Regions from separate parts of the Homo sapiens genome. Here region 1 is linked to region 2. The links are chromatin contacts, found by Hi-C or POLR2A ChIA-PET in ENCODE. All regions are on one chromosome and are shown on one strand. The core of a region is the stretch at or near the end of the contact, and the rest is flanking DNA. Distances in the headings are between cores, read along the strand shown.

The links. Hi-C counts contacts between places; a loop is a spot of excess contacts on that map. ChIA-PET counts read pairs that join two places held with the same protein, here RNA polymerase II (POLR2A). Pooled maps may share reads with other maps.
Region 1: a map of PC-9 shows a loop between it and region 2 (7-fold over the local background). The contact joins the enhancer-like site here to the promoter of PAPPA in region 2. A Hi-C loop is called at or near these places in 4 of 168 maps with a recorded cell type or tissue (IMR-90, PC-9, chondrocyte and 1 more) and 2 of 50 pooled maps. POLR2A ChIA-PET finds 5 or more read pairs at or near these places in 7 of 52 experiments (A549, A673, AG04449 and 4 more).

Annotation. Positions count from the first base shown.
Region 1 is chr9:115,670,673-115,674,513 of GRCh38, forward strand. LOC105376235 (a long non-coding RNA gene) reads left to right here. Exons shown (of 7, transcript XR_930270.3): 6 at 1,765-1,844; 7 at 1,973-2,156. Among named protein-coding and RNA genes, the nearest start is that of LINC00474, 250 kb to the right of the region's middle. RefSeq lists an enhancer at 1,409-2,608. Within about 2 kb of position 2,084, at least 10 of the 41 ENCODE cell types and tissues checked have a DNase peak (open chromatin) inside an H3K27ac peak, as active enhancers do; they include A673, IMR-90 and PC-9, where a contact is called at or near this core.
Region 2 is chr9:116,152,030-116,155,868 of GRCh38, forward strand. It overlaps PAPPA (pappalysin 1), which reads left to right and starts at 1,762. Exons shown (of 22, transcript NM_002581.5): 1 at 1,762-2,558. The coding sequence starts at 2,144. RefSeq lists a silencer at 3,539-3,628.

The sequences.
Region 1 (3,841 bases), core at 834-3,333, 480 kb before region 2:
ACTCTCCTTTTGTATGCAGCTGCTGATAACTCCACAAGAACACCCTATGATTTATAGCCCTGGGCAAGTCAAAATCCAAATTTAGGAAAAATATTGTTTTCCAGGGAAGCAATTTTCTGAAGTATGAGTTGTTTTTTTAAAAACACAAAAAACAACCAATTGATATCACTGAACAGAAAACTTCTCTAAATCTGCAGAATTTACCTTAGATCCTGTCATTCACCTTAGATATTCCTGCATAACTAGGGTGGATTTAGGTGGGTTAGATTTTTAGATTTAGCCCTAAAAGGTACTATAAAGTGCTTTCCTAAAAATAAAAGGGGCCTTTGGATCCACTCTGAAGCTATTGATTGTGGACCTGACCAGGTTTCCTGTGTATCATGGTGAGATTGGCAGCCAGGTACAGTACTGAACTAGATAGATAAAGAAGATGCCAGTTCCCATAGAGTTTCTGAGATAGGTGACCATGGACAACAAAGATGTAAGCAACTGAACAAGATCATTGCAAATAATGATAAATGCACAGGAAACAAAAAGCACCATAGTCAGAAAGTGACTAGGCTGGCAGTCGTTATATTGGGTGGTGACAGAAGCTTCTCTGAGGTCAAGACATTTGAGCTGAGACCTGAGAAGGAGGCAATGATCTGGGATCAGAGCTTTTCAGGAAAAGGAAACAGCCAGTGAAATGCTCCAAGATAGTAGTAACATTCTCTTGAAGTACAGCAAGAATGCCAGTGTACTTATAGTAGACTAAACCATTGGAGAGAGCAATTAGCTTGAAGACAGAGGCCAGATGACATAAGGCATGAGTGGCCATGCTAAGGAGTTTGAAATCTAGGCGGTTAGAGGGGTTAGCAGGAAATTGTATGGCATTTTTTTTTTTTTTAAGACGGAGTCTCACTATGTCACCAGGCTGGAGTGCAGTGGTGCGACCACTGCAATCTCCGCCTCCGGGATTCAAGTGATTCTCCTACCTCAGCTTCTTGAAGAAATGGTATGGTATCTTTAAGAGACCTGTTTGCTGTAGGATAGATGATAATACTGGAGACAGAGAAAGCAGTTGGAAACTTTCATGTAAGCAGTGACAGAAGGCCTTGCATCAGAGTGACAGCAGTAGAGATGGGCAGGGGAGGAGAGATTTCAAGATATTTTCTTCAGGCAGAGGAAATAGGACTCTCTGATAGGCTGGATGTGGAAGGAGTAAAGAAAATAATTGGCAGGGTACAGTGGTTCATGCCTATAGTCCCAATACTTTGGGCAGCTGAGACAGTAAGATTGCTTGAGCGCAGGACTTTGAGTCCAACCTGGGCAACAGAGGGAGACCCCTCTATCTAAAAAAAAAAAAAAAAAAAAAAAAGGCTGGGCTAGCCATGTGTGGTGATGGTGCATGCCTGTGGTCCTAGCTACTTGGGAGACTGAGGTGGGAGGATCACTTGGGCCCAGGAATTTGAGACTGCAGTGAGCCATGGTCGTGCCACTGCACTCCAACCTGGGCAAGAGAGCAAGACTCTGTCTCAAAAAAAGAAAAAAATAAAAGAATCAACAAAGACTCCTAGGCTTTTGTTTTGAGCAATTGGATGGGTATCATATAATAGCATCTTCTGAGACAAAGACTGGAGTAGAAAGGAATTTTGGATATACAATGAATAACTATCTTCTAAGGTGAGTTCCAACTCACTTCTAAGGAATCAAACTGTTCACACCCAACCAACACTTCCACTTTTACAAACAAACAACATGATTTTAACTTTCTGTCTCCACTAGGTACTCGACTGTGGTTCAATCTCCAGACCTAGAACAGGAATAGAAGCAAAGGGATTTTCAATATAAATATTAGTTGAATGGTATGAAGTAAAACAAACTTATACTGGTAATAGCTTTGGAATTTACAAAGCATTTTCCCATGCATTATGTCTTCTCCTCCTCATATTAACCCTGCAAACGAAATAACATTATTACCCGTACTTTACAGAAGAGGACACTGAAGCCAAAGGAGAAAATTAACTAGCTCAGTCTTGCATGACCCCTGTGAATGGACTGATCTTGAAACCCAGGTAACCTTACTCCCTGGTCCCAGCCTTTGTTAATGGGGACACAATCCTGGAAATTTTGCCTGTGTGTAAACCTCTAGGGGCTTTTTCTTTCATCGTTTTACATCAGCCAGACTCTGACTCACAGCTGGAGAATCAGCTTCCTTATTATGTAGCGAATTCCATGAACACACACCAAGAGTTGTTTTCTGTAACAGGCTGAAGTAGCTTCTTCTCCCAGTCTCTTTCTCCCATCAAAATTAGAATATCTTTCCTTGGAAAACTGTGCCCAGGTTGAGGGGGACTTCTCCCTGGTTTTGTGTAGACTCTTTGATATGCTCCAAACTCAACGCCTTTCCTTCAATCCCTGGGGCCTTAGGAACAGCCAACCCACATGTGGTGGGAAGTGAGGCGAGGGGGAAAGAGGAATGTGAGGGAGACACAAACACAGCACAATGTTTTCTTTCTGAGAAACTTCATCAAGGCTCCGATTCCAGTGACCTCACCTTCAAGCAATGCCAGCTCCTTTGCTTTAAATCAAAGTTGACATGTGGTGGTGGTTCACATATTTGGAGTCTAATGAGCCTGCAGCTTCTAATGCTGCAAAGGAAATCCTGAGAGTAATATCTGCCCTCTGAGATCAGAGGTGGTCAATAACCTTAATGTATGTCAGCTTCCACACTTTACTCCAGAATTCTTAAGGAAGGTACACATGAAAGGTTGGGCTGTCTATGTAGTGAGCAGCATTCAAATTGGGACACTTACCGCAACCCGCCAGTATACATTCTGTAGTCTAATTTCAAGAAAATGAAACTGAATTATACAAACAGGCTCTCAATTGATCTTCCTACTTTTATTCTTGTCTCGTAATCTTATGTTTTTTTCTCAAAGCACTGAATGTCCTTTCCCGGCTCAAATTCTTCTAGTCCTTACTTGTCACAAATAGAATATAATCGATGTGCCTTTTGATGTCCTACAAAGCCATGCATGATCTGACACCTGGCTATATCTATGAACTTTATTATCACTGCTTCCAACACTCATTCTCACACAAGCTATCTTAGCATCCTTCCTATTCCTAGAGCATGTAACCCGCTGTGACTCATGGTCATTGGCTCTGGTCTTCCCTCTGTAACTGAGGAAAAGGCTCTTACCCAAGAATCTCATGATTCCTTCAATTCCTTCATAATATTCAAGTTTTTGCTCAAATATTACATCTTTAAAGAGTCCTAGCTCCACCATGGTGGAAGTTTCTTCTCCAAGATTTAGTAGTGCCATGATGGTTAATTTTATGTGTCAACTTGACTGGGCCATATGGTGCCCAAATATTTACACAAACATTATTCTGTTTCTGTGAGGATGTTTTGGAATGAGATTACATTTAAATTGGTAGGCTGAGTAAAGAATATTGATTGCCCTTGCTAATGTAGGTGGGCCTCATCTAATCAATGGAAGGTCCAAGTAGAACAAAAAGGCTAAGTAACAGAGAAGTCTTTCTTCCTAATGACCTTTGAACTGGGACATTTGCTCTTTTTAGGTCTCAAGCCTGACAGTCCAGACAGGAACTAAACCGTCAGCTCTCCTCAGTCTCCACTCCAGCTTCCTGACTCACCCTGTAGATCCTGGGACTTTCAAGTACCCATAATCACATGAGCCAATTCCTTATAATAAATATATCTCTTTCTTTCTTTCTTTCTTTCTTCCTTTTTCTTTCTTTCTTTCTTTCTCTTTCTTTCCTTCCTTCCCTCCTTCTTTCTTTCTTTCCTTTCTTTCCTCTCTCTCTCTCTCTCCGTATGTATATAGAGGCAACC
Region 2 (3,839 bases), core at 512-3,011:
TCTTTCCTCCAGCCAGTCTCTGGAAACACATTTAGGGTATTGTGCTATTTTCATTTTATGACTACAGAAACAGAGTTCAAACGTTCTTAGTCTAAGACTATTCAGCAACTTCTTTCTAAACTAGGAAGGTATGAATCTGAGATCTCCCATTTTCAGAAAGCTTCCATAATCTTTGCATATATCGCATTCCAGCTTTCATAGAGGGGATGTCTGAGTCATTTGCTCATCCGACAAATCGTCATACTTTTGCCAACAAACATTCTTCCTTGGTTTTCTCTCTTCCTGAAGCGTGTAGCAATGTTCCTAGCTCTCAAGAAAGATCTGGAGCAGCTCGGAAGATAAGAGCAATTGAAGAAGAAAGTTACAATTTAGTGGAGTTAATTTTATCGCAGACTTTCAGCACGCTATTCACATGCAAACTTCACACAGAATATTTTTATCACTACCTTATTGGAATAGATTGGTAATTAATAGCTTGTAATCCACCATTGCTAACATGTTTTGACTTATTAAACACTTGGACAAAATAAAAGAAGATCTGTTTTGCCATAAGGGGGAGCTTTTGAGTTCTATAAAGAGGGGGAAAAAAGAAGAAAAAAATATATTACATGTATGTCCCAGTTCAAAAACAGACCTACAAAGCAGCAAATGGTCAGATCCTTACCTGTGACTTTAACAATTTCAGAGGACCTGAATTGCTTAAGTTGAAAACATTAGGCAAATTAATATTTTTCTCTCATTTTCTTCTTATAAAATTAAAATAATTTCTAATGACCAACAGAGTATTTTAAAGAGTATTCGGGGAAATTCAGAGACCCAGTTGTACTAGGACTACAGCTTCTGAAAGGCAGATGTCCTGGACAGTGCCTTTCTTCTATTTTCTTCTGATGATTCCATAAGAACTTTGGAAACATTTGGGTTAGCTGAAGCCAGCCTTATCTGGGGGCTCAGAAAAGAGGGGAATGGTTCATCATCGTACAACTTTAAGGAAATTCTGAGAGGGAAAAGGACAGGGAAAAGAAGAGGGAAAGAGGTAAAGGGAGAGGAAGCGGGAAGAAGAGTAAGGGAGAGAGTGAGAAAAAGAGAAAGAGAGGGAGAGGGAGGGAGGGAGAGACAGAGAGAGAGAATTAAAAAAAAAAATCTAAGAATCAAGTTTCAAGACTCTTTATGTGCTACAGAAAAGGATGAGGTTTACCAGCAAAGTGCAAAGGGGATCCTAAGAGAAGAGACAGATTTTTCTCCTGCCATCAGAAATAATAATAATAAGTGGGGGGAGTGAGGGAGGGAAAAAAAGCAAGCAAAACAAAACAAAAACAGGAATGTGTGTTTTGAGCAGGAATGAGAGCTGGGAGGACCGTAAGGGGGTGTGTACAGAATTTCATTAAATTGTTACTTTAAGATTGTCTCCTTAAAAAAAAAAAAAAAAAAAGAGAGAGAGAGAGAGAGAGAAAAGGAGGGGGTGGTGGAGAAGCGGGAGCGAAGGAAAGGAGGCAAAAGGCAAAGTGAAGGAAAGCTGGATAGCTCGGCCTCTCCAAACTGATTGATTAGTCATGATCCCCGCAGTTTTAACAGGGACTCATTCAATTGGGAAGGTGGAGCGCTGGGGAGCAGATTAGCATACGCTTGTTTACTCATCTTCTGAGGGATTTTTTCCCCCTCTTTCCTTTCATTTTGAGAAGAAGGAGGGAGGGGAGGGGGGACTTGGGGGGGGAGAAGGGGGCTGTGGCTTGTGTTATAAAGGACGCAAAAAATAAATAAATTAGAGCATCTTTTGGGGGGAGGGAATTCAGCGGATCAGTCTTAAGAGGAGCTTTTTTTTGGAGCGAGAAATCATATAAAATAAAATGAAATAAAACAAGGAGGAAGGCAACCAGCTGTTAGGGGAAAAATAAGGCAGATAAAGGAGCGGGGAGAGAAATTAATTGCCAACCAGGAGGAGTTGGGCTGTATTTTTCAAAGGTGGGGAGAGTGGAGCACACACCTTGAGGAGGAAAGCGAGAAAGAAAAGAAAAAAGCAAGTGGAAAGGGGGGCTCGCCCAAGAAGGGTGAAGAAGCGAAGAAAGTCGAGGCGCCGAGGCTCCCAAAGCTGGCAGCTCCGGGTGGCGGTGCAGGGGCGAAGGGGGGGCGGGGGGAACCGTCGGACATGCGGCTCTGGAGTTGGGTGCTGCACCTGGGGCTGCTGAGCGCCGCGCTGGGCTGCGGGCTGGCCGAGCGTCCCCGCCGGGCCCGGAGAGACCCGCGGGCCGGCCGACCCCCGCGCCCCGCCGCCGGCCCGGCCACCTGCGCCACCCGGGCGGCCCGCGGCCGCCGCGCCTCGCCGCCGCCGCCGCCGCCGCCGGGCGGTGCCTGGGAAGCCGTGCGCGTCCCCCGGCGGCGGCAGCAGCGGGAGGCGAGGGGCGCCACCGAGGAGCCGAGCCCGCCGAGCCGGGCGCTCTATTTCAGCGGGCGAGGCGAGCAGCTGCGCCTCCGGGCCGACCTCGAGCTGCCCCGGGACGCGTTCACGCTGCAAGTGTGGCTGCGAGCGGAGGGGGGCCAGAGGTCTCCGGCAGTGATCACAGGTAGGTGAGGGCGCCTCGGCGGGCGCTGCACCGTCCCTGCGGCCCCAGAGGCTCGCGGGTGTCTGGGCGCGGGTGGCGGGCGGGTCGGGGGCTTGCGGGCGTGTCTGTGCGAGAGCTGCCCCGCGAGCGGCGCAGAGACATCCGGGCGAGCTGAGAGCCTCACTTTGCTCCATCGGTGGAATGGGCACACTCGGAAGGCGTAGCTGCTCCATCCCTGGGAGGAACCTGGGGAGCCCTCCTGGCGGCCCCGCGGACCCTCGGCCAGTGAGGGCTGGTTCCCGGAGCCTAGGGCACGTAACCCGTGCTCCGAATGGTCAGATGCACTCTCTCCTTTTGGGATGAAAGGGAGGATGACCCAATTGAGATGCATGTGAAAGGAGACTTGGGGACCGTTGATTTCTTTGACGTTTTAATGGAGGTAACTCCCCTTCATTAGGCCCCATTCCCCTGAAAGCCGGCAAGGGCAAGGTTGTTGTAATGGCCAGGACTTAGAAGTCCTCGAAGTGCCCCAAAGTTGCTCACTGATTGAAGCCTGCCTCTGGGACTCACCCTCACCCCCTCCACGCCATCCCATGTCCTAGCTTTTAAAGCCCATTGCCTGTCACTCGGGGCTGGGACGAGACCTTCCTAACGCATACCCCGCCAGCGTTCCCCAGACGCGGCTGCGAAACGGGGCGCTTTTCTCATATGGGACTTTATGAGCCCGTAATGAATTTGAGTTCTCCCTCCTCAACCTCCCTCTCTCTCCCCTTCGCTGTTCCACAGCAAAGCCTATAGTGAAATCGGACACTTTGCGAGGATTGCAAACCTTAGAAATGCTCCAGCATCCATTTTCCCCCCTCTAAATGAATCTGTGGAAATGCCTTTAATAAAACTGGGGAGCGGAGGTGGGGGCGGCGCTGGAAGAGAGGAGGAAAGTTTTGCCTTTTCTGTCTGGGAGATTCCCTTTCTGCACAAACAATCTTGCCATGTCCTGGGACGTCTTAAAGTGAGAGTAGGGGTTCCCCCTTCACTGCAGCCAGGAAACGTGTGAAGGCGTTTTGCGATCCCACCCCCTCACACACACACTTTCTTAGAAGGGAAAGCTGTGAGCTCTCCGGGCAGTTCTGCTTCTTCCTGTCTTTCCATGGCTTGGACTTTCACAGATGTAGCACTGACTATCCAGTTGACATGAAGACCCCTTTAGGAGACCCACACTCTGCTGCTATCCCAAGAATACGTCTCCCGAAGCCCCCGCTTTCCAGCTATCAAAGGAGAGCGATACAGTGATTCCCCCCAACA